Regions from separate parts of the Homo sapiens genome. Here region 1 is linked to region 2. Evidence: read pairs that join two places in POLR2A ChIA-PET (ENCODE). Cell type or tissue: Panc1. All regions are shown on one strand. Each heading gives the region's core, and the rest is flanking DNA. Links, peaks and the distances in the headings are about the cores only. Region 1 overlaps ING2-DT (ING2 divergent transcript). Region 2 has its middle 18 kb from the start of CDKN2AIP.

The links. Peaks named below come from ENCODE experiments on the same cell type or tissue, not always from the same donor. Only the 100,000 strongest peaks of a DNase experiment are listed, where the experiment ranks them.
Region 1: POLR2A ChIA-PET joins it to region 2 with 10 read pairs; 6 of 35 experiments call an interaction of 5 or more read pairs at or near these places.

Annotation. Positions count from the first base shown.
Region 1 is chr4:183,493,680-183,496,599 of GRCh38, reverse strand. It overlaps ING2-DT (ING2 divergent transcript), which reads left to right. Exons shown (of 3, transcript NR_033995.2): 3 at 1,533-1,863. Among named protein-coding and RNA genes, the nearest start is that of ING2-DT, 9.4 kb to the left of the region's middle. In Panc1, for the core only: no CTCF peak of the experiment used is centred there; no DNase peak of the experiment used is centred there.
Region 2 is chr4:183,425,246-183,428,165 of GRCh38, reverse strand. No RefSeq gene overlaps it. Among named protein-coding and RNA genes, the nearest start is that of CDKN2AIP, 18 kb to the left of the region's middle. In Panc1, for the core only: no CTCF peak of the experiment used is centred there; no DNase peak of the experiment used is centred there; H3K27ac peaks cover 220 bases.

The DNA of each region.
Region 1 (2,920 bases), core at 251-2,750, 68 kb before region 2:
GGTGGATCACGAGGTCAGGAGATCGAGACCATCCTGGCCAACATGGTGAAACCCCATCTCTACTAAAAAAAATACAAAAAATTGCGTGATGTGCGCGTGCCTGTAGTCCCAGCTATTTGGAAGGCTGAGGCAGGGGAATCGCTTGAACCCGGGAGGCAGAGGTTGCAGTGAGCCGAGATCGTGCCATTGCACTCCAGCCTGGTGACAGAGCGAGACTCCGTCTCAAAAAAAAAGGAAAAGAAACAAAGAACGTTATGCACTTTCTAGAATAACAAAATGCAAATGTAATATTATCTACCAGGAAAAGAGTAGATAAGTAGATACACCAAATATTTGGATTTAGTTCACTTTTATGATAATTTTTTTTACTTATTAGTCATGTCTGATCTTTGTATACCAGCATTCTAATAACACATAAATTATTACACAAATTAAAGCAAAGAAGTACCACAGTTGGTAAATTTGAAGCTTCTGAAGACTTCTCACTTTAGGAATTAATCTAGGCAGTTTTGGCTTAGAAACACATTTTTTGTGAAAAATTTTTAGCAGTTTAAGAGAAGTTGTAGGTAGCCCTCTTCTCATTCAGTATAGCCCTCAACTTGCTGCTAAGAGCTTTAACAATTTTTGCAGGATCTCACTTGAGTATTTTAGGTTCAGATGGAACAATTCTTATCACTTTTATGAATCAGATGTTTTAAAATTCAAATTTAGATTGATGTTATATGTTAACACCGTCTATAACATCTGCCTACACCCTCGGAAGGGACCTATGAAATATTAACTAGCCAAGGAATCCTTTTCTGACTGTGGGCTTTTCTGTAGGAATGAAATCTGGCAGAAATATTTAATGAAGAGGAATCTGAACATAGCAGTTGAGAAAGAAAGATTGGGAGAAGACTCCAGATGTCGTAAAGCAAAGAGAGGATGAGGCACAGGAAGCAGCTCTTATTATTTCTGTTGCACTTTGGCTCAGAGAACTCCAAGCAATTGATTCTATCCTGAGGACATATTTTTTCAATTTGAGATATAATTAATTTGTTTTCCAGTAAAATAGATATTAGTAGATCTATGACATACAGGAAACAATCGAAAATAGAGATAAGTGGTAATAATACCTCATTACTTAAGACATCTTTTTCAGAAAATTATTCTTCAGTGTGTGGTGCATTGGCTTTCTAGGAAAGAACGGGAGGGAGAACCCTGCTGACATGAATAATGGCCTGGGGGAGAGGGGGAGAGAAGCAAGAGAAAGGAGCAGTTAAGAGGAAAATGATGTCATATGGAAAGAAGGAAATAGATCAGGGCGTCTTTAAGAGCTAATATCAATTGGGTTTAGTGTCTGTATTTAGAGGATGGGAGAGAAGAGGTATCATCTAGGGTTTTGGCTTGGGCCACAGGTAGATCTTGTTAAGGCTGTACGAAATAGAAAATCCAGGAGGTAACGCAGGTGTGTGGGGGAAATGATACAAATGTAAATCATACAAGGATATGAACCCTGTAGATTTTACAACTTTGAGCTCTATCCTTCTTAGGCCTTCTCTTCTAAGCAGCATAAACTACTGCTGCCTACATGTTGCCTGTTCATAAAGGCTGAGGCAGGGGAGTCGCTTGAACTCGGGAGGCGGAGGTTGCAGTGAGCCGAGATCATGCCATTTCCCTCCAGCCTGGCGACAGAGCAAGACTCCATCTCAAAAAAAAGAAAAGAGAAGAAAAAAACAAAGAACTTTATGCACCTTCTGGAATAACAAAATGCAAATGTAATGTTATCTACCAGGATAGAAATTGGAGGCTAGAATATGTTGGGTAGGGTAGAGAGACTAGAGGGAATGATTTAGCAATAAAATAGGTTTAAATATCTTCTCACGTGCCCAGACTTAATTAGCTTTGTATTATTCCTATTAGTAAGCCAGGAATTAGTACTAGGTGATAAGCAAGGATGTGCAGGGCCTTGTGAGGAAAAGAGTTACTGTAGCAGTTCTGGATGCTTACCCCTTGCATGTCTCCAGGGGAACCATCTTTGACCTTGGCCAACCCCTGGATTGCAATCCTTGGAGTGTTCTTTATGTTAGTGATGATGATTTTGTTGTATACACCTGGAGCATTGGACCATTCCATACTGGCTCGCCAGGTTGCGTTGCACAAACACCAAGACTGATAAATAGGCACCTGGTTTTATTATTGGGCCCCTGAGTTTTGGTTGCCGTAGCCAATTCCATAGCAGAGTATGAGTACATGAACAGCCTCCCACAAAAGCCTTAAACCCTGAGACTCAAGTGGGATTCTGTGGGCAGAGACATTCCACACGTGTCTATAGTTTGCTGAGAGAGAGACAGAATTCCTGTGTAGCTGCAGACAAAGGACAACAGAATCCTATGTTGGACCTCTCTGGACTCCACTGATACATCTTTTCCTGTTGCTTTTGCCCTGTATCCTTTGCTGTCATTAATCTGAGCCACGTATTAATATATAACCTGCTATTGAGTCTTGTGAGGCCTTCTGGGATCACCAAAGGAAACAACCATATACCTAGTACTGAAGAGATTTTTTTAAAAGCCCAATTTGTCCATCTGAGTCTTGATAGGATTCACTGAAAAAGAATAATCAACATATGTGAGTATCTGCAGTGTCGAGGTTTAAATGAAATCAAGGCTTTGGTCTTTGTCCATGAGACATTTATAGTCTTTATAGGGACATGACACATGTTAGGGAAATGCTTATAAGCATAAGTATAAATAAAAGCAAATTGGCAATGATGGCAGAATTAAAGAGAGATTAAAATTGGTAAAAATCAAGCAAGGCTAATGAAAGATGGTAGGTATTTAAGAAGAGATATAGGACTGCATTATCAAATGATAGCCATAATTTTCCCCCATATGTACTTTAGCAGTATGTAAAAACTGTAAAACAAAAAACTTTTTTC
Region 2 (2,920 bases), core at 134-2,633:
CCCTGTCTCTACTAAAAATACAAAAATTAGCCAGGCGTGGTGGTGGGTGCCTGTAATCCCAGCTACTCGGGAGGCTGATGCAGGAGAATCGCTTGAACCCGGGAGGCGGAGGTTGCAGTGAGCCAAGATCACACCACTGCATTCCAGCCTGGGTGACAGAGTGAGACCCTGTCTTAAAAATAAAAAAAAAAAAAAAGCAAGTCATAGAAGAGGACTAGAAAATGGCAAATAAATATGTGAAAAGATGTTAAGCTTTACTAGTAATCACGTAAACACAAACCAAAACAACAGTGGGATAACTTCTTTTGCTTATCAGATTATCAAGCTTTAAAAGTTTTGCCTGCAGGCTGGGTGTGGTGGCTCACACCTGTAATCCCAGCACTTTGGGAGGCCGAGGCAGGCGGATCACGAGGTCAGGAGATCGAGACCATCCTGGCTAACACAGTGAAACCCTGTCTCTACTAAAAATACAAAAAATTAGCCTGGTGTGGTGGCGGGTGCCTGTAGTCCCAGCTTCTGGGGAGGCTGAGGCAGGAGAATGGCGTGAACCTGGGAGGCGGAGCTTGCAGTGAGCTGAGATCGCGCAACTGCACTCCAGCCTGGGTGACAGAGCAAAACTCTGTCTAAAAAAAAAAAAAAAAAAAAAAAAAGTTTTGCCTGCATCTCAGCCAGGCATGGTGGCTCACACCTGTAATCCCAGCACTTTGGGAGGATAAGGCGGGTGGATCACCTGAGGTCAAGAGTTTGAGACCAGCCTGGCCAACATGGTGAAACTCCATGTCTACTAAAAAAATGCAAAAATTAGCCTGGTATGGTGGCAAGCACCTGTAATTCCAGCTACTCAGGAGGCTGAGTCAGGAGAATTGCTCGAACCTGGGAAGCAGAGGTTGCAGTGAGCTGAGGTTGAGCCACCGCACACCAGCCTGGGCAACAGAGCAAGACTCCGTCCCCCACCCCCCGCCCCCCCCCCCAAAAAAAAAAAGTCTTGCCCTCATCCATGTTAGTGAGTAGGGAAATAGATCCTCTCATTCACTGTTGCTGGGATTCAATTACTGAAGCCTTTGTTGAAAGTATCTATCAGTGTTTATTAAAAATGTTTAAATGCATGTACCTTTCAATATAGCAATTTTACTTCTGGAAATTTATCTGACAGAAATAAGAGCAAGATGTTTTCTGATATCCATCCACCCTGCCTTCCTCAGTAACAGAGGAACCTATGATGCTGAGCTGGGCAAATGGTCACCTGGAATAATGTCATTTCCCAGCACACGTTATAGTTAGGTTTGATCTTGCACTGCCGTTCTAGGCAATACAATATACTTCCTGGAAGTAGCAGCTTCCAGGAAGTAACCTCTAAAAGGAGGAGTAATGCTCCCTGGGACTTGTTTCTTTCTTCCTCCTGTAATACAGGCTGCTGGCTGGAGCTCTGGCAGCAAGATGGGCCATGTGGGGACTTCGGAGTGGAAGCTGTGAAGGGCAGAGACGGCAAGGTAGCAGGAGCTTGAGCCCCGAATCCAGGGAGCTCCAGATCAGTTCTGACCTGACCTCCTCCAGACTTCTTGAACATAAGACAGTGAAATATCTATCTTGGCAACAAACGTGAAAAAAATGTTCAATATCACCAATCATCAGGGAAATGCAAATGAAAACCACAGTGAGATACCATTTTACTCCAGTCAGAATGGCACTTATTAAAAAGTTTTTAAAGAAAGAATTTGGCACAGATGTGGTGAAAAGGGAACACTTAGACACTATTGGTGGGGATGTAAATTAGTACAACCTCTATGGAAAACGGTATGGAGATTTCTCAAGGAACTAAAAGTAGACCAACCTACCATTCAATCCAGCAATCCCACTACTGGGCATCAACCCAAAGAAAAATAAGTCATTATGTCAAAAGACACTTGCATGCATATGTTTACTGCAGCACAATTCACAGTTGCAATGATATCAAACCAACCCAGGGACCCACTGACCAATGAATGAATACAGAAAATGTGGTATATGTATACCATGGAATACTACTCGGCCGTAAAAAAGAGTGAAATCATGTCTTTTGCAGCACTTTGGATGGAACTAGAGGCCAGTATCCTAAGTGAAGCAGCTCCAAAATGGAAAACCAAGTACCAGATGTTCTCGCTTATAAGTGGGAGCTAAGCTATGGGTCTGCAAAGGCATACAGAGTGGTATGACGGACACTGAGGACACAGGAGGGGGAGGGGGGGAGGGGGTGAGGAATAAGGAATCACCTGTTGGGTACAATGTACACTATTCCTGGGAAGGGTGCACTAAAAACTCAGACTCCACCACTACACAATTCATCCGCGTAACCAAAAACCACTGGTACCCCTAAAACTATTGAAATAAAAATAAATGAATGCAAATATTTAAAAAATCTGTCTTGGCTAAGCCACAATTATTTGGGTCATTCTTTTACTCTCCAAGCCCAGTCCTAACTAATTCGAGTGCATAAAGATTGAGGGTTGGCCCTCCATATCCCTGGATTCTGCATCCATGGATTCTACCAACCTCAGATGGAGTTTTTTTTTTTTTAATGGTGATTGTGTCTGAACTGAACATATACAGATTTTTTTCTTGTCATTATTCCCTGAACAAAACAGTATAACAGTAATTTATATAGCATTTACATTGCATTAGGTATTATAAATAGTCCGGAGTTGATTTAAACTGTACAAGAGGATGTGTGTAGGTTCTATGGAAATACTATGCCATTTTATATCAGGGAATTTGGTATCTGACGTGGGGCATTGTAGAACCAATCCTCCATGGTTACTGAGGCACAACCGTAGATACAGATAGGTTTATTGAAGTGTTGTCTGAAATAAAAAATAACAATGTGTATATCTGTTGATAAGGCAATGGTTGAGTCCATTGTGGGCCATTTGTTTGTTCATTTGAC